3 separate regions of the Homo sapiens genome follow, and regions 1 and 3 are each linked to region 2. A link is a loop called in an ENCODE intact Hi-C map of the cell type or tissue named here. Cell type or tissue: Calu3. All regions are shown on one strand. Each heading gives the region's core, and the rest is flanking DNA. Links, peaks and the distances in the headings are about the cores only. Region 1 overlaps LOC107986463 (a long non-coding RNA gene). Region 2 overlaps SLC36A3 (solute carrier family 36 member 3). Region 3 overlaps ANXA6 (annexin A6).

What was found. Hi-C counts contacts between places; a loop is a spot of excess contacts. Peaks named below come from ENCODE experiments on the same cell type or tissue, not always from the same donor. Only the 100,000 strongest peaks of a DNase experiment are listed, where the experiment ranks them.
Region 1: a loop joins it to region 2, with 2.1 times the contacts of the local background. A loop is called at or near these places in 4 of 110 quality-filtered maps.
Region 3: it touches region 2 in a loop (5-fold over the local background); 6 of 110 quality-filtered maps call a loop at or near these places.

Annotation. Positions count from the first base shown.
Region 1 is chr5:151,160,649-151,168,700 of GRCh38, reverse strand. LOC107986463 (a long non-coding RNA gene) reads left to right here. Exons shown (of 3, transcript XR_001742936.2): 3 at 1-116. Among named protein-coding and RNA genes, the nearest start is that of ANXA6, 6.9 kb to the right of the region's middle. RefSeq lists an enhancer at 3,922-4,031. In Calu3, for the core only: a CTCF peak has its summit at 3,749 (motif pointing right); a DNase peak (open chromatin) is centred at 3,720.
Region 2 is chr5:151,294,461-151,302,512 of GRCh38, reverse strand. SLC36A3 (solute carrier family 36 member 3) reads left to right here. Exons shown (of 10, transcript NM_181774.4): 2 at 3,830-3,920; 3 at 6,245-6,333. Among named protein-coding and RNA genes, the nearest start is that of SLC36A3, 5.3 kb to the left of the region's middle. In Calu3, for the core only: no CTCF peak of the experiment used is centred there; a DNase peak (open chromatin) is centred at 4,282.
Region 3 is chr5:151,121,425-151,129,476 of GRCh38, reverse strand. It overlaps ANXA6 (annexin A6), which reads left to right. Exons shown (of 26, transcript NM_001155.5): 12 at 1-70; 13 at 1,238-1,296; 14 at 2,997-3,075; 15 at 5,110-5,191; 16 at 6,466-6,560; 17 at 7,217-7,330. Among named protein-coding and RNA genes, the nearest start is that of ANXA6, 32 kb to the left of the region's middle. RefSeq lists enhancers at 3,164-3,323, 5,132-5,632. In Calu3, for the core only: a CTCF peak has its summit at 3,166 (motif pointing left); DNase peaks (open chromatin) are centred at 3,166 and 5,486.

The DNA of each region.
Region 1 (8,052 bases), core at 1,581-6,580, 130 kb after region 2:
CATTGTCTACATTGTTACAGAAAGTGTTTGTTGGCACTTGCGCTGAAGTATGGTATTTCTAGAAAACAATCTCACTTAAATAATACAGAAATAAAATTCACTCTCAGAAAAATACAGATAAAGTTTAAGTTCCATTTGACCAACCCATCAGCCCCCTCCCAACACACATGGCCATCCCCACCTTTCCTCAGAGGTTAGCGCCTTGGTGTGTTTCCTTTCAGACCTTTCTCTGCATTTATGTACCTATATGTGTATCTATAGAAAAATACAGTATTTTCATGAGTTCTTTTTTCTGTAAATGGCTTTATATTATATATATGTTTTTTAAAATTTGCATTTTTTTACTCAATAATGTGCTTTAGTGCCCTATACAGACCTACCTTTGTTCCCCCCGATCACCTGCCTTTTTTTTTCTTTTTGAACAGGGTTTCACCATGCTACCCAGGCTGGAGTACAGTGGTGCAATCCCAGCTCACTGCAGCCCCAATCTCCTGGGTTCAAGCAATCCTCCCACTTCAGCTTCCTGAGTATTGGGACCATAAGTGCACACCACCAGACCTGGATTTTTTTTTTTTTTTTTTTTTTTTGGAGCAACTGAGTCTCACTATGTTGCCCAGGCTGTTGCCCATGCTGGTCTCAAGCTCCTGGTCTCAACCTTCATTATTTTTTAAATGCTGCATTGTACTCTAAGGTTGAGCTTTACCACAGTTTATCCATTCCTTTGCCAAAGGAAATTTAGATTGTTTCAGTTTTTTGCTACTGGAAACAACACTGCAAAATGCAAGAACTAGCATTTCAAGGCTCAAATAGCTACATTTTCCTTCAAGAAAATGAAAGAATGCTATTCAATCCAAACATGTCACCTGATGTATTTTCCCTCATGTGTGTTTGTGTCCTAAGTAACCACCACAGGGCAAACCTCTCCAAATGTAGCTGTAAGATTCTTGCTCTCCTGCAGAATTTTGTCTATGTCCTAACTATTGCTTGTAGCCAGTGGAAACCCTCCCAGGTTCTGGTTGAAACAGTATTCCCTCTATAAAATCAATGACCATTCTTGGAACTAGGGAGGTAGGGTAGAAAGCAGCAGAGAATGGGACGCTGGGGAGCTTGGGTTCTCGTTATCGCTTTGCTCCTTGCTGTGTGACCTTGCACAGCCTCTTCTCATTAGGCCCCAGTTTCCCGGCCTGTTCAAGGAGGGTGTCGGGCGCCTAGAGTTCTGGCCTTCCAGGGCTTTACCATTCTCTTTTCAGTGACCAAGTCCACTGAAAAGGAGGGGAAGGGCTTTGAGAGGTGATTGCTTAGCTTCCAGCCTCACAGGCTTATGAATCTCAAGGAAAGTGCTGGGAGCTTGGCAGGCCACCACCTTGAACCCAAGTTCTAGCTGATGGTTTCCCAGGGCAGAGATTCCACAAAAAGAGTATCCACGTGTCCCAGATAACGCTCATGCAGGACCCGCCCAAGGCCCCGTTGTGCCCTTGAGCCCAAGGTCCTGGGTCTAGACTGTGAACTGTTGTACGCTCTCAGAGCGCCCTGTTCCTCTCCGTCCCCCAGCACTTATCATGGTTTGTAATTTTATGGAATTTGTGTAATTGAGTCGTGAATGTCTGTCTCTGGGCTCGTAGGCTCTGAGCTCTCCAAAAGCTGGGACCAGGTCTGCTTTGCTCATGCTTTGTCCCCAGTACCTTAGCACAGCACCTGGCACTTTGTGGGCACTAGACAAATACATGCTGTGAATGAATAGCTGATACAGGCTGGTTTCAATAGCAGAGACATGGCTCAGCCTTCTCTTCTAATCCAAGGCATCCCAAAGAGGCCAATAACGGAGGGGTAGGAAACCAAGCGGGCAGGGCACACACGGTCCAGGCAACATTATGAAATTGGAAAGGTCACTCCCTTCTCAGGTGTCAACCTTGAGGTGGGGCAGGTGGTATGGAGTGTTTGAAATAGAAGACCTTGGGAATAAACACTCATGGAAACTTTGAATTGTAGAATTCATTCATTCATTTAATTTTCATTCATCTAATAGTTATTATCTACTTTACCAAGCAATGGGAACGTAAAGAAGACAAGCATTAACCAAAATCATATAAATAAAAATATAATTACCAATTAAGATCTGTATGATCATGGAAAAAAACAGAATTTTAGGACAGACGATGGGAAGGGATGCGTAAAGGAACATCGAGATGCCGAGCGCGGTGGCTCATGCCTGTAATCCTAACACTTTGGGAGGACGAGGCGGGCAGGTAGCTTGAGCTCAGGAGTTCAAGACCAGCCTGGGCAACATGGCAAAACCCCATCTCTACCAATAAATAAAGAAACAAAAATTAAATAAATAAATAAAAAGGACAGTGGAGGGCTGGGCACAGTGACTCACACCTATAATCCCAGCACTTTGTGAGGCAAGCAGATTATTTGAGCCCCTGAGGTCAAGACCATCCTGGGCAACATGGCAAAACCTCATCTCTACAAAAAATACAAAAATTAGTTGGGTGTGGTGGCATATGCCTATAGTCCCAGCTCCTCAGGAGGCTGAGGTAGGAGGATGGTTTGAGCCCAGGAGATGGAGGTTGATCATGCCACTGCTCTCCAGACTGGGCAACAGAATGAGACTCTGTCTCACAAAAAATGAAACAGAATAAAATAAAAATAAAAAACATTGGAGGATGAATTAAAAAGGAATTTTTGAGAAGTGCTGTTTAAGGCGAAATATGCAGTAAGAGCTAGTGAGGCAACCTCTTCCAGGCTTGGAAGAACTTTCATTCCAGGCAGAGGGAATAACTTGTGCAAATGGAAGCTTTCGGTAGAATTCTGAGTGAGTTATAGAATTCTGGAATTCCAGAAAGAGGGTCTCAGAGTCATAGAATCTTGAAACAGACCCTTCAACCGGGAAATGGACTCTTAGATGGTTAGAGACTCAGAATCATCATGTATGAACACAAAAAGAATCTTAAGACATAATTCATTCTCATTCCCCTCTCTGTACATATAGAAACAAACAAAACTCAAGAGCAAGGTAATAGAACCCAGCTAGAACTAGCTCTCACCTCTTATGATGAACAGGCCAGGACTTCATCCATTAAATTAATAGTAGTAGTAATGCTTATATTTATTCTCATTATTATGTGCTAGTTGCTACTAAATGATCTGTTGTCATATCAGTGCATTCCATAACAATCTTGCAAGGTGGATACTTTTATAATACTCATTATTATAACTAAGCTAACAGAAACTCAGACAAAAAAATAAATAAATGGTTCACAGTCACTGAGCTAGAATACGGTGGACCCCAGAAGCCCAGGGACTTTTTCGTTCATTTTCTTTTAAATGTAAAGGCTGTACTGGAAAGCACTGTACTACCCTGCTTTTTCTAATTCAGCTGTTTTCGGGCCTATGCTTCTCACAGGGGCCCCTGCCATCCTACAACTCGGCCTCCCATTGCTGAGACCTCATAGTAGAAAATAATCTGTTTCATGCCAAGTCGTTAGAATCTCCTTATTTTCTCTCGTATAAAAACAAACAATCCTCAACCGTTATAGAGGAATTCCAGACACTGAGAGAGGTCTTAAGGGGACTTTTTGTGGAGGAAGGGGGTGTTCCAGGTAGTCATTTGAACAGTATCCCTTGGGGCCCCTTCCTCTAGTGAGCTTGAAGTAAGACCTGTCTCTGGGAACATACACCCTCTTCTGATGGAAGCCAGGCAGAGCTGGAACTTGCCAGCAGGTGGCAATATTTGACCATTTCCAGCTTCCTCAGAGGGCAACTGGGAGATCTTGAACTTTCTTCTCCTATAATCAGAGAAACTACAGCCCTGACAAGGGACATGAGAAAATCTGGAATCTCAGTCCATTGTTCCAGCCCATATCACAGCATCATGCCGTCTCTTTTACAGACACCTGTAGACAGGCCACTCCACAGAGGAAGGGGCCTGGGAAGTGCCAAAAAGATGATGTCATCTTCACGTGTTTCCAACCCATGTATGCTTCCTTCCAGGGTTTGTTTCCACCTGGAAGCAAGGCTGCGTGACCCCGGCTTGCTTGCAATTCCACAGCTCCTGGATGTGTAGGTTGTTTCCCTTTTGCACTTGAAAAATACAGTGTTGCTGCTGGTGGGGGAAGGTAAACTAGTACAACCACTATGGAAAACAGTATGGAGATTCCTTAAAGAACTAAAAATAGAACTACCACTTGATCCAGCAATCCCACTATGGGTATCTACTTAGAGGAAAACAAGTCATTATATGTAAAAGACACTTGCACACACGTTTCTAGCAGCACAATTCGCAATTGCAAAAATATGGAACCAGTCTAAATGTCCATCGATCAACGAGTAAATAAAGAAAATGTGGGCCAGGAATGGTGGCTCACGCCTGTAATCCCAGCACTTTGGGAGGCCAAGGCAGGCGGATCACCTGAGGTCAGGAGTTCGAGACCAGCCTGGCCAACAGGTGAAACCCTGCCTCTAATTAAAAAATACAAAAATTAGCTGGGAGTGGTGGCAGGTGCCTGTTCCCAGCTACTCAGAGGCTGAGGCAAGAGAATCACTTGAACCCGGGAGGCGGAGGTTGCAGTGAGCCAAGATTGTGCCACCGCACTCCAGCCTGGGCAACACAGCAAGACTCCATCTCAAAGAAAAAAAAAAGAAAATGTGGTATATATACACCGTGGAATACTACTCAGCCATAAAAAGGAATGAAATAATGGCATTCACAACAACCTGCATTGGAGTTGGAGACCATTATTCTAAGTGAAGCAACTCAGGAATGGAAAACCAAATATCATATGTTCTCACTTACAAGTGGGAGCTAAGCTATGAGGACATGAATACATAATAATGATATGTAATGGACTTTGGGGACTCTGGGGTGAGTGGGGAGAGATAAAAGACTACACATTAGGTACAGTGTACACTGCTTGGGTGACAGGTGCACTAAAATCTCAGAAATTACCACTAAAGAACTTATCCATGTAATGAAAAACTACTTATTCCCCAAAAACCATTGAAATAAAAAACAATTTTAAAAATACAGTGTTGGACAGTGAAACCTCGTCTCTACCAAAAAATGAAAAAAATTAGCTGGACGTGGTGGTGCACACCTGTAGTCCCAGCTACTCCGTAGGCTGAAGCATCAGGATAGCTTGAGCCCAGGAGGTTGAGGCCGAAGTGAGCTGAGATTGTGCTACTGCTCCAGCCTGGGGGACAGAATGAGACCCTGTCTCAAAAAAAAAAAAAGAATGAAAAAAAAAAAGTTGGGCATGGTGGCTCACATTATACCAATGCTGGTGTAATCCCAGCATTTTGGGAGGCTGAGGCAGGAGGATGGCTTGAGCATAGGAGACCAGCCTAGGCAAGATGGTGACACGCCATCTCTACAAAAAATACAAAAATTAGCTGGGCAGGTGGCATACACCTGTAGTCTCAGCTACTTGGGAGGCTGAGGTGAGGGGATCACCTGATCCTGGGGAGGTCAAGGCTGCAGTTGAGCCATGATCACACCACTGCAGTCCAGCCTGAGTGACAGAGTGAGACCCTGTCTCCAACAACAACAATAAAACAGTGTTGGGCCTACAGCTTCCTCTGTATTTTAGATTATTTTCTTAGGATTGATTCCTGTAAGTGATGATTAGCTCAAAGAGAATGAGCAGTATATTAGTGTTTACTCCTACTTGCTGCTGTAGCTCAGGAATTAAGGCCCTGGGCTCTGCAGTCAAGGGAATCTGGCTTTCAATCCTGCCTCAGTCACGTGGGCTGAATTTGGGCAAAGATCAAAAATTTCAGTTACTTTTATTGCAAATTAAGAATACAAATAGCCCTGACATTTGTACACTACAGCCCATTCTGTCTCCAAACATTGCTGCAGGAATTCTCCCTTCTCTCTCCTCCATCAATTTTTTTACCTTCTATATGATAACTCCCACCAGCATACAAATATGCTGTTATGTCTTCAATCTTTAAAAAAATCAAACAAAAGCCCTTCTCTTGACACCAATTCCCTTGCCAGACACTGCCTCATTCCCTTGCTGGCCTTCGCAGCAAAACTCCCAGAATAAGTAGTTTAGGCTTTTTATCTTACACCGTTCCCATCAGGCCTTTACCCCCAACATTCTGCAATTCACAGCAAGAGATAAGTTGGCTTTCACATTGCTAAACCCAATGATAGATTTGTAGACCTTGTCCTACTTTACCTAAAAGCAGCATTTGACACACCTGATCACTCCCTTATTTTTCACTTTGCTGCCACATTCTCCTGGGGTAGTTTCCTCCCATCTTACTACAATCTCCTTCCCAGTCACCTTTGCTGAATTCTTTTCTTCTCCCCAACTCTTTTATTTTATTTTTTGAGAGTCTCACTCTGTCTCTCAGGCTGGAGTGCAATGGTGCCATCTCACTGCAATCTCCACCTCCTGGGAGTGATTCTCCTGCCTCAGCCTCCCAAGTAGCTGGGATTACAGCATGCACCACCACGTCCAGCTAACTTTTTGTATTTTTAGTAGAGATGGGGTTTAACTATGTTGGTCAGGCTGGTCTTGAACTCCTGGCCTCAAGTGATCCACCCACCTCAGCCTCCCAAAGTGCTGGAATTACAGGCATGAGCCACCGGGTCCGGCCTCTCCCCAAATGGTAACATAAGAGTGTCTCAGACTCGGTCCTTAGCATCGTGGGTGATCAGCAACTATTTGGGGCTGGCGGTACAGGCAGTAAGAAGAATTTACCAAGGCAGTTGTAGGTAAAGAAAGGCAGATTTATTAGAGAAAGTATGAAAATACATTGCTGCCAGACGTGGTGGCTCATGCCTATAATCCCAGCACTTTGGGAAGCCGAGGTGGATCACGAGGTCAGGAGTTTGAGACCAGCCTGATCAACATGGTGAAAACCCATCTCTACTAAAAATACAAATATTAGCCAGGTGTGGTGGCACGCACCTGTAATCCCAGCTACTCAGGAGCCTAAGGCAGAAGAATCGCTTGAACCCGGGAGGCGGAGGTTGTGGTGAGTCGAGATAGTGCCACTGCACTACAGTCTGGGCGACAGAGTGAGACTTCATCTCAAAAGAAAAACAGAAAAGAAAAGAAAATACGTTGCAAGGGTGCAACGGGCAAGTTAGCAAAACAGAAGCTAACTGCAAGAAAACAAAATCTGGCTAAGGATTTTATAGGATGGTGCTTGTGCTGTGTGCTGAAGAGGGCTTTGTGCAGTACTGATAACATCAAGGGTGCAGGGAGCTTGCGTGCATTTTTCTATCAGGTGAGGGTCTGGCAATAGCTGGGCGCAGATAAGATTGTGAGTTATTCGCACAGGAGGGCTATGCATCCTGGGCCATGAAGAAAGGCAGACTTATAGCTTATCTGCTTTCTCTTTTTGCTTTCCCTTGGTCCTGCCAGCCTGACTCCTTTTGCCGAACTAGGACTCCATATTTAGTTCTCTTCTCCCTTAAGGATCTCATCTCTTGAACTCCAGACTTGACTAGCCAACTGCGTACTTGACATCTCCTGTTGGGTGTCTAATAGAAATGTTCAACAAACTGGTCAAAAACTGAACTCCTGATCTTTTCCCCACTTCTAATTCCCAAAATTGCTTTCCCTGCAGTCTTGCTCATTTCAGTTGATGGTAACTCCATCCTTCCAGTGGCTCAGGCCAGGATCCCTGAAGCCATTCTTGACTCTTTCTCATCTCCCACCTGATCCTTCGGAAATCATGTTCAACCTTCAAATACATCCCATCTCCAACCACTTCCCCCACCTGCATTTATACCAGCCTGTCTCTTGCCTGGATTACTGCAAAATCTCCTAGCAGATCCCCTTCTTCTACTCTTCCCCCAACAGTATTCAGTATTTCCAACACAGGAGACTTCAGTGACCCTTTAAAAAATATGTCTTGGCCAGGTGCGGTGGCTCACACCTGTAATCCCAGCACTTTGGGAGGCCAAGGCAGGTGGATCACCTGAGGTCAGGAGTTCAAGACCAACCTGGCCAACATGATGAATCCCCGTCTCTACTAAAAAAATACAAAAATTAACTGGGCATGGTAGCAGGTGCCTGTAATCCCAGCTAT
Region 2 (8,052 bases), core at 1,413-6,412:
CTCCCACTTACAAGTGAGAACATGCAGTGTTTGGTTTTCTGTTCCTTTGTTAGTTTGCGGAGTATACTGGCTTCCGGCTCCATCCATGTCCCTGCAAAGGACATGATTTCAACAGAACTCTTCTTCTAGGACTTACTGTCAATCACACTGCTATCTGGTAATCATCAGATCGGTAACAACTGTGGGCACAAAGAGATTATCGATGACAATCCCCAGTGTTGATAAGGATATCAGGAAATGCCCTCTCTCATCTTTTGGGAAGAATTAAATTGGTATCTTTCTAGATGGCAATGTTACAGGTCAAATCGTAAAATGTCATTTGTATAAAACATACAAATATTTATTTGGCAAATGCTGTCTGAAAGTATACAACTCGTGCACACACACAAAACTGACAGCAGTGGTTGCCTCTGGGGAAGAGAATTTGGAGGCTGAGAGAAAAGAGATTTATATTTGTTTCATAAGGATTTGGATTATTGCGTTTTATCTTTTGAATTTTGTACTGTAAGTATTACAATCTAGTTCTTTAAAGTATAATGAAATATAAATAAATATACCCTTTGATTAATAATACCCCTCTAGGAATTTTTTCTGATGAAATAATAGCACAAGAGTGCATAATTTTTATCAAAGCACTTGTTATAATGTAACCACTCAATGGGTTCACCTTGCCCACTGCCTAGACAGAGACGATTTATCAAGACAGGGGAATTGCAATGGAGAAAGAGTAATTCATGCAGAATCTGCTGTGCAAGAGACTGGAGGTTTTTTTTTTTTTTTTTTAGACGGAGTCTTGCTCTATCGCCCAGGCTGGAGTGCAGTGGCGCGATCTCAGCTCACTGCAAGCTCGAGACCGGAGTTTTATTATCACTCAAATCGGTCTCCCTGAGCATTCGGGAATTAGAGTTTTTAAAGATAATTTGGTGGGTAGGAGCTTGGGAAGTGGGGAGTGCTGATTGATCAGGTTGGAGATGGAATCACAGGGGCTCGAAGTGAGTTTTTCTTGCTGTTTTCTGTTCTTGGGAGGGATGGCAGAACTGGTTGAGCCAGATGACCGGTCTGGGTGGTTTCAGATGGTCCATCAGAGTGCAGGGTCTGCAAAATAACTCAAGCACTGATCTTAGGTTTTACAATGTGATGTTATCCCCAGGAACAATGTGGGGAGGTTTAGACTCCTGGAGCCAGAGGCTGCATGACCCCTAAACTGTAATTTCCAATCTTATAGCTAATTTGTTAGTCCTGCAAAGGCAGAATGGTCCCCAGGCAAAAAGGGGGTCTTTTTGGGAAAGGGGTGATACCAATAGTCAAACCATGAAATGAATTCCTTCCCAAAGTTAGCTCAGCCTATGTCCAGGAATAAACAAGGACATCTTAAAGGTTAGAAGCAAGATGGAGTTGGTTAGGTCTGATTTCTTTCGCTGTCTTAATTTCCTCAGTTATAATTTTGCAAAGGCAGTTTCAATAATATTGAAAACTTGGAAACATTAAGAGAAAGGTTAACACATGAAACAAACATACAGTAGAATATGATACAGTCATTACAAGTGATGGAGGAAATGTATGGACATGGAAAGTGTGTAGCACATTTATTCATACAGAAAATTAGTTGAGGATCCAGCATGCATAGCGGTTCTCTTTATGTAAAATTCGGTGCATTTAGAGCAAATAAAGATGCCCAGAGGAGGGCTAATTATAATGTGTGGTTATTTTCCATTGGTGGGATTTTGGAATTTCCTTTTATAATAGCAATTGTATAGTTTTCGAGAAAAAATATAAACCCAATTTTTTAAATCTCAGGGGAGCTTGCAACATCTATTTATGCTTCAAGGTCCAGATGGGTAAATGCTGTCAGCTAAGGCACAGTGGTTCCTCCGAAAACTTGTCTCACCTTTCCCACAATATCTGATTCAAATAGGGGCAAGACATCGATGCTGTCATGGGAAAGAAGTGAGAGACAAAGGAAAAAAGAGCAGAGGGTGGGAAATGGGACCACATCTTTTGGAGAAATTACTACTTAAGAATTGACAAATTACAGTTATCAAGAAATAAAGGTTATCTCTTGGAAGTAAAGGGACAATGGGTGCCCACCCCCCCATCCTTAGGTGAATAGACTGCCCTAACAGAAGTTAGGTCAATAGACTTCACTCAATAGACTGAAGTCACAGAAGTCCCCAACAGTTCATCTGTTCTCTCAACCCAACCCTCTCTCAGGTCAGCATTGAAATGCAAAGACCTGGTTGGTTACAGCTTCTTCCTAGCCCCTTGCCATGACTCTCTAATGGATAAGACAAAGAGATGTGAGCACTGTCTCTGCTGGACTCACTTGGGCAGTTGGTTTTGGCTCTCCTGGCCACCTGCAGACAATTTAAGTGTGGCAAGAGGGCATTCTCTGTCTTAGCCTGAGACTTCGTCTGTATCTCCCAATGGCATCTTCAAGGTACCCTTTTGTTCTTGGGTGGAGGGGGCACTTCTACTTGCTTAAACCAGCCCATGCTTGCCTTTTTCCTATCATCCCAATTCTTCTTCCTCTTGAAGGATGCGCTTTCTAACAAATGAGCACCATGAAGGCCAAACCAAAGGTGGCAGTGAGGATGATGATGATGATGAGACAATGATATGACGATGATGATGCTCACATCTGTGAAGCACTTCATGATTCCATGATTCATCATGTTGTTACCTCTTTTGAGTCTTACAGCTTCCCTGGGACATAGGCAAAACTAGAATTTTCTCCCTTTTTTGGCAGTGAAACAGGATCAAAGCAGCTAATGGCTTCCCAAAGTAGTAACCAAACACAGTAGGTTAGCGGCAGAGCTGGAACTCAGAATTAAGTGCTCCCATCTCTGGGTTCAATGCTTACGCATGTACTTTTTATTTAAGTTCCTTTTTGATTCTGTTCTCATGATCCTGTTCCCACCTTTCCCACCCAATCCACATCAGGATTGGAGCTGCCTGGGCAGGAGCTGCCAGCACAGGTGTGAAGAATATTTAGAACCCTAGGCCCTAGCACCCTGCTGGGACCATCATAAGTACTCTATATGCACAGTAACAATTGCTATTAAATTATTAAATTTTACCCAGTGCATAATGTCGATATATAGCAATTCATATATATATAATATATATATATATATATATATCACCATGCTCATCTGACTCTACTTTGCCACAATTCTCCCCACAGTCCTCCCCACTCCCTAGCATCACATGCAGCTCATTTCATATATATATATATATATATATATATAGAGAGAGAGAGAGAGAGAGAGAGAGAGAGAGAGAGAGAGCGCACAAGCAATTCATATTCACAATGAATATTGGTTGAACAAATGGATGAAGGAGTAAACTAAAACCAGTAAATATCCCATATATGGTAGATTTTTGTTTCTAGTGAGTGAGTTAATAAATAACCTGATGTCTCACTGTAGACTGAGGCAACTATTACTAATTTTTCCATTGTCTATCTAACTGATAGACATGTATTAGGTCACAATAAATGTTATTTGAGAGAATAACTCATGAAAGAAATCACTGGATGAATTAATGAACCAACCAGTACTAGAGTGTTATCCAGAATGGTAGCAATTTTTATTTCCTTTAGAGCCTAGTGTGTATTAAAGATTTGTTGAGTCACTTGAACTAGCACCATCCCCAGATCAGATGTTCCAGGACAGACCCCTAGAACTGAGAGTTGTCTCCAAGTCCACCTCATCAGGTTTTGCCCCTCTTCCTATCAGGCGCTCTGGAGATGCCAGAAGGAGGCTGAGTTTCTGGCCATGCTTCCCTTCCACTAACAGTACCCTCTGTCTCCCTACTCTCCCCACCACAGGATGATGCAAACTTTGATCCACTTGTTGAAATGCAACATTGGCACAGGGCTCCTGGGGCTTCCCCTGGCCATAAAGAATGCCGGCTTGTTGGTAAGAGGCATCTGTGGGATGGGAACTAGGTTTGCTCATTTGCAGAAGGGGGTGATAGGTCCTGAAGGCCTTCACACTGTTATCAATGGGCAATTTGGGGGTACCCTCTGCAATTGAAAATGTGCCTGTTGGCATCAATCCCCTGGAGTCAACCTGGGTCCAACCTGAGCATCCCTGAAGGGGGCACACCATTACTCTTAAAGACTCACCATGCTCATCTGACTCTACTTTGCCACAATTCTCCCCGCAGTCCTCCCCACTCCTAGGATCACATGCAGCTCATTTCGTCATTTGCATTAACAGCCCAATCCCTGCAGGCATTTGAGTGTGTGACTCCTGTTCCAAACCACTTGAGGGCGCATGAGAAAGTGTCTTGGACATGAAGATAGACGCCTCCATCAATCCCACCAATCCACTCTCCCCACACCAGCCTACCTCTTTCTCTTTTCCTGTGCTGTTCCTGCCCCCTCATTTCTGTCTTTTTAAAGTGCCTCCTCTCTAAAACTTTACACTTTCTTATGATCACTAATGCCATCCTCACTTTGTATTTTTCTACCATTTATATCTACCTTACCTGGGATTCTTAAAGCACTTACGAAGATAAGATATTTATTTATTTATTATTATTTATTGAGACAGAGTCTCGCTCTGTCGCCCAGGCTGGAGTGCAGTGGCACAATCTTGGCTCACTGCAACCTCCGCCTCCCGGGTTCAAGCGATTCTCCTGCCTCAGCCTCCCGAGTTGCTGGGATTACAGGTGTGAGCCACCACGCCCAGCTAATTTTTGTATTCTTTGTAGAGAGGTTTTCATCATGTTGGCCAGGCAGGTCTCAAACTCCTGACCTCAGGTGACTGGCCCATCTCGGCCTCGCAAGGTGCTGGGATGACAGGTGTGAGCCACCTCGTCCGGTCGACATATTTATTTTCTAACAGACCCACCTTCCTCATTTAATTGAAAGCTCTGTGGGCAAGAACTGTCTGATTTCCCTTTGCACGTCCCCACGGTAGCCTCTGTAGGGACTGGCACACAGCAAGTTTCCATTAACATCTACTGAATGGAATAGATACCAAATATATAATTCCATTTCCTTGGAGTGAATCTTTTCTTATCTCCAGGCCTGGTAAGTGGCTTCTATGTCTAAAGAAGGCGAGACCCTTGCTGCCTCTGTCATGACTTCTGATCTTCAGTGGTTCCAACCCAGAGACTGGACTCTCCCCTTTGGAATCCTCTGGGTTCTAGAGCTTCTACAAAAAAACATGGTCTTCAGCCAAACTATCTTTGCCAGGGTGGTATTTGTTTTTAAGACAATGCTTTTATTCTTTGATATTTGCTTCCTCAGAGTCATTAGATGATTTCTTTACCTTTCATCTCCCACCAGAACCTCTGGCCATGATTCATTTGAGAAATATTTATTGAGCACCTATCTACCCTGTGCATTTGTAGCCCCTGGGAATATAGAAGCAAACAAGACACGAGAGTCTCTGCTGCATGAAGCCTGCATTCCAGTGGAGTCTAGTGGTGCTCTTGATCCCTCATTTATGTCTTTGTGATAGGTCACATCTATAAAGACACAAGTGTTCAGAACAAAGGATGTGAGAGGGTCCCCGTTTATACCCTTCTGATCACCTCTGGAAGATATAATTAGTAATCAGCCCCACTTTTTAAAAGGAATTTGACAAATTAGACACACTACAGTAGTGATCCCCAACTTGGGATCATTTTGCACCAGCTCCTGCTACCCTAGCCAAAGACCTTTACAATCTCTACAGACATTTTTGGTTGCCACAATCTGGGGGAAGAGTCTCTGACACCTAGTGGGTAGAGGCTCGGGAAAGCTGCTAAACATCCTATAATGCAAAAGACAGCTCCTGATAACAAATAATTATCTGCCCCAAAATGTCAATAGGGCACCTGTTGATAAACTCTGTACTAGAGGAAGAGAACTGAGTCATAAGAACACCTTGGCCCTCAATCATCTTGGAGGAAGTGAGGGCCAGGGTGTGTCAGACAAAATAAATTTACCACAAGGGACTCTAAACTGGTAGAACTCAAGGAAAATGAGAAAATGCATGGGCTATGTGGGAAGGTAATGAGCTCTCTGTCACTGGAAGTATCCTAGCAGAAGTTGGGCAGCCACTCTACAGGGATGCTAAGAAGAGCATTCAAATTCTAGCATCTGGGAGCATGAGGACATTCAGGCTGGGTCTGTCACCCCAAAGACAGTTTTATTATGCAACAGGCCCCAGCACGCAGACTGTGAGAGGGCCAGGGAATGGGAGTGATCATTTCTGGCTCACTTCCCCCTTTCTCCTCTCCCCTCCAGGTCGGTCCTGTCAGCCTTCTGGCCATCGGGGTCCTCACCGTGCACTGCATGGTCATCCTGTTGAACTGTGCTCAACACCTCAGCCAGAGGTCAGAGGCCTGCTTCTCTCTCATTCCAGCACTGGGGCCCCTCTGAGGGTGTGTTGCTCTTCTTTTGACCACTGACCCAATTAATTCGGCCACTGCTCCAGGCCACCTTCCTACCAATCTGGATTCTATGAAGGCAAGGAGAGCATGACAGAGAGTCCCAGTTAGAGACTCTAGGCACAGATCCAACGCTGCTGCTAACAAGCTGGATGACTGTCAAATTCCTGCATCCCCCTGAGCCCAGATCTCCTTAACTGAAAGCATCGAAAGTGATAAAAGATGCAAAAGCACTATATAAATTACTCTATTTATTTGAGACAGAGACTTTCTTCTCTTCCTTTTAGCCTCTCCATCCCCAACCTTCTCCCACTCCAATACCCACACCTTGTCAGGGTAATTTGGTCCATGCAATGTTAGTAAAAGTAAAAAGCATACTTACTGAAAAGAAGTCTTCACAATGATTTCAGTCATTATCAAAGCATACTTATAATAATCAATGTTTATGTATTTGAAACTTTAATGCAAAAACAATTTCAGAAAGAAAAGACAAATGCAGTAAAAACAAAGAATGCAGAGATCCACAGCGCTCAGCTACTCCCAAGGCATGCAAAACCAAATAGGTCCTCGTAAATGTGAAGAAAGGTCTCAAAAGTCAAAGTAGGGACGGTAAACAAAACTCTCCATAAAGCCTAATTATCATAACCCAAATAGGTGTACCTGGAGTACATATCAGTCACACCTAACTCTCAGAGCACTTTCCTGCTCACAAAACGCTTTTAAGAGCATTTACTCATTCCGTAGTTAAATGTATTGTGCAATTACACTGCGGTTATCGTGCCAAGAGCCTTGCAAGCCTTGTTTACTCCTCACAGTAAGTCTATGATAGGCACTATTTTTATTCCCATTTTACAGATGAGTAAACTGAGGTTTAAATGCCTTGCCCAGGGTCATATAGCTGGGAAGTGGCAGAGCCAGTATTCAAAGACCTACTGTGACTCCACTGTTAACCATTTTGCAAATCTTCTCTTCCCTCAAGCCTTCTGGGATCATTATATCACCAGATAAGCTTCTGACATCAGGCCATTTCTGAAAGCCTTTCTCTGATTTTTTTTTTTTCTCTGATGACTTGTCTTTTATTTTTTCTAATATAGAGGTTGCAGAGTGATGGCCTGAGAGTTGGCTATGGCCTTCAGTTATGTTTTGGGGGACTTCACAGTTTTATTTTTTAGTCAATGTTTAAACCCTGGAGATTTCGGCCGGGTGCAGTGGCTCACACCTATAATCCCAGCAATTCAGGAGGCCGAGGCAGGCAGACCACCTGAGGTCAGGAGTTCGAGACCAGCCTGACCAACATACAGAAACCCCATCTCTACTAAAAATACAAAATTAGCCAGGCGTGGTGGTGCATGCCTGTAATCCCAGCTACTCGGGAGGCTGAGGCAGGAGAATCGCTTGAACCCGGGAGGCGGAGGTTTTGGTGAGCCGAGATCGCACCCTTGCACTCCAGCCTGGGCAACTAGAGTGAAAACTCTGTCTCAAAAAAAAAAAAAATTCACATTCACAAAATGTGAATTGGAGATTTCACATTCACATTCACAAAACAAAAAAATCTCTGCCTTCTTAATCAGTTAGACAACCGACTGCTTCTGAGCCTTCATTTTTTAGATGTGCTTCTAGAGGCAACTCCTGAGCAATCCCTTTTACAATGGGATGTGTTATTCT
Region 3 (8,052 bases), core at 1,097-6,096, 170 kb after region 2:
GTTGGACATGCTCGACATTCGGGAGATCTTCCGGACCAAGTATGAGAAGTCCCTCTACAGCATGATCAAGGTCAGCAGAGCTCATGGGGGCAGAGAAGGGAGCAAAGAGCTTTTTGCCAAGACAGAGGGCTTGGGGACTATTCCCAGGAAAAGGAAATGTCCTAGGAAGTGGGAGTCTCTTGGACATTCCAGGAGCTCCTGCCTTGTGGCTCATTCAAGGAATTTAAGGATATTCAACAGAAAAGCAAGTGTTAGGGGTGTTTGTGAGTGGTAAGGCTACAGAAGGAGGCAGGGGCTGGGTCATGAAGGACACGCAAGCTGAATTAAGTGCGAGGACTCTGCCCCAAGGGCAGTGATAGTTCAGTCTCCTGGAAGAAGGCTGGGAAACACTGAAGAACACAAATGAGGGTTAAAGGGGAACCTTTGGCCTGGGCCGGGTGATTGGTGATGACTCTGGGACATCCGGCCCCTGAGGCTTTATCAGGAGACATATGTAAAGCTAGGGGTTTTCCCTTTTTTTTTTTTTTTTTGGATGACTGAAATAAAACTTTATGGGGTGACAGAGAAAGAGATCCAAGTTGTATTCTCCAAAGTATGTTTCCAAAGGGTAATTTTTTTAGGTGTTATGTGCAAAATGTTCTATGGGAAAATAAGTTTGTAACAAACCACAATAAGCAAAGATAAATAAGCCAGTTTCTTTACCTCAGAACTTCTCACAGCCTTTCACATTTTGAAGTCCATTATGAAGCCCCAAGAGGGATATGGAATATGCATCTATACGGATATGTGCATCTGTGTAATATATATTTGTTTGATTTTTTTGCATTTCCCAATATTTTTGCTCATGGAACCCCATTTCCATGCATATTTCATGTGGAAGGACTGGGCTGGGGACTGTCTGGTGGCAGTGCTGTGCTGGGGCACTGGCTTGAAAGGGCAGCGAGCATCTCTTCTCAACTCCGCATATTGGTAGCAAAGTCATATTGGTAACTTGAAATTGTCCATTGCTAGAAGTATTTACACCACAGAAATAGGCAAATGCTATAAATTAGGGCTTCCTCCAACCTGCCCGCTGAGAACCAGTTATTCAATATTAACCAGCACAGGAGGGCCAGGGCTGCTATGAATAAGTGTTCATTCAGCCTTCCCCTCTTTCAGGCTGTGCAGAACCTTCACCTCCTTGTCTGAGAGGAGCCCAGGGCTGGGTGAGAGGTAACCTTTCTTTCTTTCTCTTCAGAATGACACCTCTGGCGAGTACAAGAAGACTCTGCTGAAGCTGTCTGGGGGAGATGATGAGTAAGTGGCTTCTTGGCCCCTGGCTGGAGGGCATGGCCTTGGGGTGCCAGGCGGGGACTCTCCTGGCTCGCATCCTGATGGGTGGATTGGATGAGCTGGGGATTCCCCTGAGCCAGGAGCGTCGCACAAGTGAAAGGCGGCTTTTGCTGGTAGCTGCTGTGCTTGTGGGTCTGTGTGTCTGAGAGTGTGGGGGTCTGAACGTGAGCGTGGTCTCCTGTATATGGAGATGTCTGCTCTTGTGAACTTGGAAAGTCAGTCTGGGGTTGTGGACTAGGAACCAGAATATGAGCATCCAATCCCTGCTATTTCATAGCCATTTCTCGGTTTCATCACCTGTTAAATGGGAAAAGGACACATTCCTGCTCTGCCTACTCATTTATGCAGCATATTTGTGTTAAGTGCCTTCTGGGTGCAGACCCTGTGAGGAAGCCCCTGATGAAGGCCACAGCGCAGAAGGGTATAGACCAGTTTCCAGAAGGGAGCAGTCCTGTGCTGGGGAGAACTGGCTGTGCCACATAGAAAGCATATATAAAAGCACACAGAGATGCCCTAGCCCAGACCAAGGGGAGACTCTTTGGAGATACACGGTGAGACCCAAGGAGGAAGGGGAAGAGCCAGGTGAAGAGGGTCTGGGGACAGTGTTTGGGTGGAGGAAATCACCTATAGAAAAGCCGAGGAGTGAGAAGGAGTGGCCTGATTCATTCATATGTCCGAAGTCATGCATTTATGGAGTACTAGAGAGAGAAATAAGGCAGAGAAGTGGGAGGGCCTGGGGGCCTCTTCCCAGAATGTTAAATTGGGACATTACTTGACCAGATTTGTGTTTGAGAAAGGGAACAGGCTGCGCTCTGATTTCCTTTCTCTGGATCTTATAAAGATCCAATTACAGAAGGGATGCAAGAATTTCCTGTGAACCTTTGGTAAGGACCATAGGGGTTGATGCAGTTCAGCAGATATTACTGAGCTCCTGATGCATCCAGGCACTTTGCAGGAGGAGATGCAGGGCTGGCATGGCCATAGCTTGCTCAATGGCCTCTTTGAGAGGGGAGAGTTGGATAGAAGCCATTCAAATTCTAAGGAAGAAAGGGGAGGCTGAAGGATTGGAAAAATCCTATCCTGCTTGGACTCTGCAGCCAGGAAGGCTGCCCTTAAAAGCCAGCATTGGCCGGACACAGTGGCTCAGCGCCTGTAATCCCAGCACTTTGGGAGGCTGAGGCGGGCGGATCACCTGAGGTCAGGAGTTCAAGACCAGCCTGGCCAACATGGCGAAACCCCATCTCTACTAAAAATACAAGAATTAGCCAGGCGTGATGGCGGGTGCCTGTAATCCTAGCTACTTGGGAGACTGAGGCAGGAGAATCGCTTGAACCTGGGAGGCAGAGGTTGCAGTGAGCTGAGATCGAGCCACTGCACCCCAGCCTGGGTGACAAGAGCAAAACTCCGTCTCAAATAAAAATAAAAAATAAAAAAGGCAGCATTGCAGGGGGTCTCAAGAGATGGAAGGTTCTCAGAAATGGAGGGAGGACTCTGGCGAATGGAGGAGGCATAGGCTGGAGAGAAAGAAAGCTTAATGTGTGTGTGGTGTGTGCACGTGTGTGTATGTGTTGGGGTGTGTGTGTGTGTGTGTGTGTGTGTGTTGGTGTGAGTGTTGCCCATGATGACATTCCTTCCTGTCCTCTCCCTAAACCCCTCCATTCCAGTGCTGCTGGCCAGTTCTTCCCGGAGGCAGCGCAGGTGGCCTATCAGATGTGGGAACTTAGTGCAGTGGCCCGAGTAGAGGTCAGACCTTCCCCTCCTCCTGCTTGACCTCTTGACCACAGCTTCTCTGCTTGCACCTTCCTGCTGCTCTGGTTGGCACCCAGCTGCCCCCTGGCGGCCAACCCGACACGTTGATTCTCACATCTGAAGCTTCCTTTTCTCCCTTGGAGTGGTGAACTGGTGGAGGGGCGCACCTGGTTTCTGCATTAGCTTCTGACACGCTGGAAAGGGTTCTGGCCCACTTACTAACAGGGCTTGCTGAAATGGAGACCTGGCTGGTTCCATGGAGGGGCCTGTCCCGTCTGGAGTCGAAACAGTTGGCCTCAGAGACATGAAAGCTGAGAACAGATGGGCATCCCTGGGTGCACTGGAGGATTTCAGGTTGTCCTCCTGAGCATCCTCAGACTGGGGGTCCACAAAGGACAGGAATGAAAGGTTTCACTAAAGTACTTTAGGCAAACCATTCCAGAGACTGCAACACTTGGTCCACACAAAAAAGCATGGGACCTTGGAGCTCTCTGTTACTTATTCGCTATGTAACCTTTGGAAGGTGCCCCCTCCCTCTGGGCCTCTATGTCTCCATCTTTAAAGTGAGGGGTTAACATGGCAATCTCGGTGATCTCTTAGGGCTCTTGAGCTCTGATGTTCTAGGACAGTGTTCCCCAAATGATAAGGCAAGAGATCTTTGCAGATGATTGTAGGTGATGTGAGAAGTGAATTTAGTTTGGCAGGGTTGAATAACGCTGAACTCCACAGAGTGAATGAGAAAGGCACTCCTTTCCAATTTCATCAGCGTTTCTGATTACGTCAAAGAGGAAGTCTTGGTTTGGTGCCGCCGTCTCTGCAACACTTGCTGATTTTCCTTTTTCACAAAGAGAAAGCTGAGAGAGCTCGCTTTAAGTTTCAGAGCTTCTGGCAAGTAGAGGCATCATGTTAAATTTCATGGTATATCACCTCTTTTGTTTTTATTATGTTGATTTTTGTGGTAAATTGTCAGTTTATGATACATGGTATCAACTTCCTAATTCATGGTAGTTATATAAAATTAATTTCATCCATTCCTTTTTTTTTTTTTTTTTTTGAGACAGGGTCTCACTCTGTTATCCAGGCTGGAGTACAGTGGCATGATCATGGCTCACTGCCACCTCCCCAGGCTCAGGTGATCCTTCCACTTAGCTTCCCAAGTAGCTGGGACCTCAGGTGGACACCACCACACCTGGCTAATTTGTGTAGAGACAGGGTTTCACCATGTTGCCTGGGCTCATCTTGAACCAATGGGCTCAAGCGATCCTCCTGCCTTGGCCTCCCAAAGTGCTGAGATTACAGGCATGAGCCATTGTGCCAAGCCTCATTAATCCACTTAACAATTATTTTTTGAGTGTGCCTATTATGTCAGACACTGTTGTAGGCACCTGGGATATGTAACAGGATAAAACGGATACAATTCCTTGCCTTTTGGGAGTAATTTTAAATGCACTTCAAAAATTGATGCATTTAAGTAGACAGAAAAGAAGTTGAATTACATAAAACCATTAAGAGATGGCATAGTGTGTGTGCTAATTTGGAATAGTGAAAGTCCTTTAGGAGTGACTGAAATTTGGGAAACTCTGTTCTGGTATTTCAGAACTTTTCTGCTGCCTTTTCAGGGGGAATGACTCTTTAAGAGGCAGAGGGGGCCTCGGGGGCAGGGTAGGATTCAGAAGAATTGGGGATGCCCCGGTGGAATAAGCAGCCAAGGGGCACTAGAACCGAGGCAGATCCCGTGGCAGGCGGGAGCCTAGCCAATTTCTCTTGATCAGGACTTGCCCTGCTCCCAGCCCTGAGTCCCTCTCTCCCTCTCTCTATATCTTTCTGTCTCTTTCTCTCTCTCTCTCTCTCTCTCTCTCAGCTCTCGTGCAGGGTCTGTCTGCTGTGGCTTCACCTCTGCCTCTTTCCCCACCCACGCCGCTTGGTTTGGGCTCATGGGGTGAGCTTCCCACCCTCGCATGCTGTCTTTCAGCCTGGTCCCCAGGGGGGCCTTCAGACACCTGCTGAGTCTCTTTCTGCTTCTCACAGCTGAAGGGAACTGTGCGCCCAGCCAATGACTTCAACCCTGACGCAGATGCCAAAGCGCTGCGGAAAGCCATGAAGGGACTCGGTATGGGGGATGGGAAGGGAGCAGGGTTGGTCTCCAGGGCAGCAGGTGTGGTGGGTTTGGCCGTGGGCTGGCAGGGGATGGAGTGAGGTTTCAAATTAGAGTCTGCAGGATGAGGAAGGCTTGATCTCAAGTTTCCACCCTCCTAGCTCCCAGAGTATAGAGAGGAGGGGCAGGAGAGGGTTCATAAGGAACTTGGCAGAAGCCCTTTCCAGGGACCAAGGTGTCCCCCAGCCTCCTGGAAGCAGTATCCTGGCACTGAAGAAAGTACCAGGTCACAAAATTGGCATGGTGCCCTGGCTCTGCTGCTGACTCACCGTGTGACTCTGGGTGAGCCTCTCCGCCACTCTGGGTCTGAATTTCCCTATGTGTAAAATCAGGGCTGTGGACCCTGGAACCCAAGAGCCCTCCCTCATTCTGTGGTGGGAGTGTGCCCTGCTGGGCAGGTCTTTCAGACCTATATTTGGCACCAGTGGGAAGAGTACTGCACCCACAGGTTCAGATCAGCTGGGCCTGTGCTCAGAAAGTCCAGCCTGGGACAGGCCATCTAGGGTTTGGCTTTCTTTGCCTTTCTGCCCCATCTGTCTGACAGCAACTCCCAGGAGGCTTTAGGTTAAGTCCATCACCCTCCTGAGCCTCCTTTCCATGTGTCTCATGGGAATGATGATACCTGCCAAGCTCGCCTGGGACTGTAGGATGCTAGAGGTAAAAATGCCATGAAAGACCCCTGTGCTGGGTCTGTGGTTGATGGCATTAATCTGAGAAGCAGGAAGTGATATTCTAATGCCTTCCAGAGTCAACCTGCTGTGGTTAGAGGGACTCAGGGTCCAGCTTCCAGAGAGCTGAAGAGAAAGGACATAGAGTTGCTAACAGGACTTGGACTGTCAGGGTTGGAAGGATCCCTTGGTGACTACTCCAGCCTCTTCATGTTACAGATGTGGAAACCAAGTCCCATCAAGGGAAGGGGACTTGCCCAGGGTGGGCAGCCATTGCCAGAGCCAGAACTAGAACTCAGAGGCACTGACTCCCAACCCAGTGCTCTCTACCTCCCAGCTGTCCTTTTTCCTCAGCGTGTCAAAAGGAAAGGGAGGGAGGAGTCCAGCAGAAATCAGTGGCCTGAGCCATAGGCAAGCGGACTGCAGGGACTCAGGAGCACATGGCCGCTTAGCCAGGCTTCTACCCTGACAAAGATCGATGAGGGGCCATCAGTGGGCGGTGCATGGGGAAAGCCGAGAGCCACAGGCCTTCTTCTGAGGCATGTGGCTTTGGTGACTCAGGGACTGACGAAGACACAATCATCGATATCATCACGCACCGCAGCAATGTCCAGCGGCAGCAGATCCGGCAGACCTTCAAGTCTCACTTTGGCCGGGTAAGGACCTCCTCCTGGGCTCTCTGTGCAACATGCATGCACCTTGCCTGATTGAGCTCAGCCTGTCCCCATCGGTTCTGCACAGTTGGGCACCAGGGTCTTCATGGCAGAGGGACCCTGTGTGGTCATATGATCTCAGAGTGTCTCCAGCACTGGGTTTGGGCAGACATATCTTTCCATGCCCCCAGTTCCTTGTGATGGGCAACACTTGTGTGAGTTGCTCAGTGGACTCAGAGGCACAGCATGGGGCCAAGATCAGGGCTATGAGTTGTTTTCAGTGTGCTTTGGGCATCTTGCAATTCCTCTGCACAGACAGAGCTGGCTTCAAGGCCCCAACTGAGTGTCAGGGATTATTGCACATTGGTGGCATCTGGCTTAGGTTGATGCATTTCCCCCTGAGTGGAAACAGTGTCCTTCAGCTCTGCTGCCTTCCCGTTCCTGTCTCCTGTGTCAAGGAGAGTGGGTCTTCCTCCTGGTTGTTTTTTCCCTACCCTCTTTGGCTTCATCTAAATAATAAGTACAACATCAGCAAAGACAGACACAAGCTTCCATGATCCCTCATGTGGAACCCCTGTTTTCTCTTTCCATCTCTCCCATCCTGAGTCATGTGTGGGCAAGTGCTGATGTTGGCATGACTGTGGCTCTGCCCTTTGCAGGACTTAATGACTGACCTGAAGTCTGAGATCTCTGGAGACCTGGCAAGGCTGATTCTGGGGCTCATGATGCCACCGGCCCATTACGATGCCAAGCAGTTGAAGAAGGCCATGGAGGTACAGTGTGGCACCAGGGGGTCTAGTGTCTGCGGGTGCCAATAGGGATACAGGTGATCCTCATAAGCCCAGGTGGATTAGCTGTAACTTCTTGGTAGAACTCCTCCCATACTCAGTTCAAACTGGCATAAACACAAAAGGAGATGTTGGCTCCTATAACTGAAAACTACAGGACTAGCTCTGAGTCCAGAGACTCAAATGATGTTCTGTGGACCCTTGGCTCACCCCTGTCTTGGCTCTGCTGTCCTCCCTTCTGGCTTCACTCTCAGGCAGCCTTTCTCCTCATGGTGGCATATGTCCATCCCGCCAGCTAGCGGCTCCAGCAGAAAGAGTTCCTTCTTCCTAGGAGCTCCAACAACAGGCTTGGCATTTACTCCAAGTTGATTCAGCTTAAGTCACATGCCCACTGGTGTCAGAAGGGTCTCATGGAGCCGCTGGAGGAAGTGGGGTGGGTCTCGAACGAAAGCACCAGCAGTTGGAGTCTGTACTCCAGCCTAGACCTGCCACTCACTCACAGTGTGACTGGGCCATTCCTTACACTTCCCAATCCTCTGTGCCTTCATCTGGGAAATGGAAATGGTCACCTCTGCCCTTCAAACTAGGACAGGTCAATCAAGGTCACAGGTATGAAGGGCATTGTTAACTCCGAAGACCTGACCCTACATTAAACAAGAAAGCATTATGTCCTGGCCCAGAAGTTGCTAGAACTGCTTTGCTTCCCA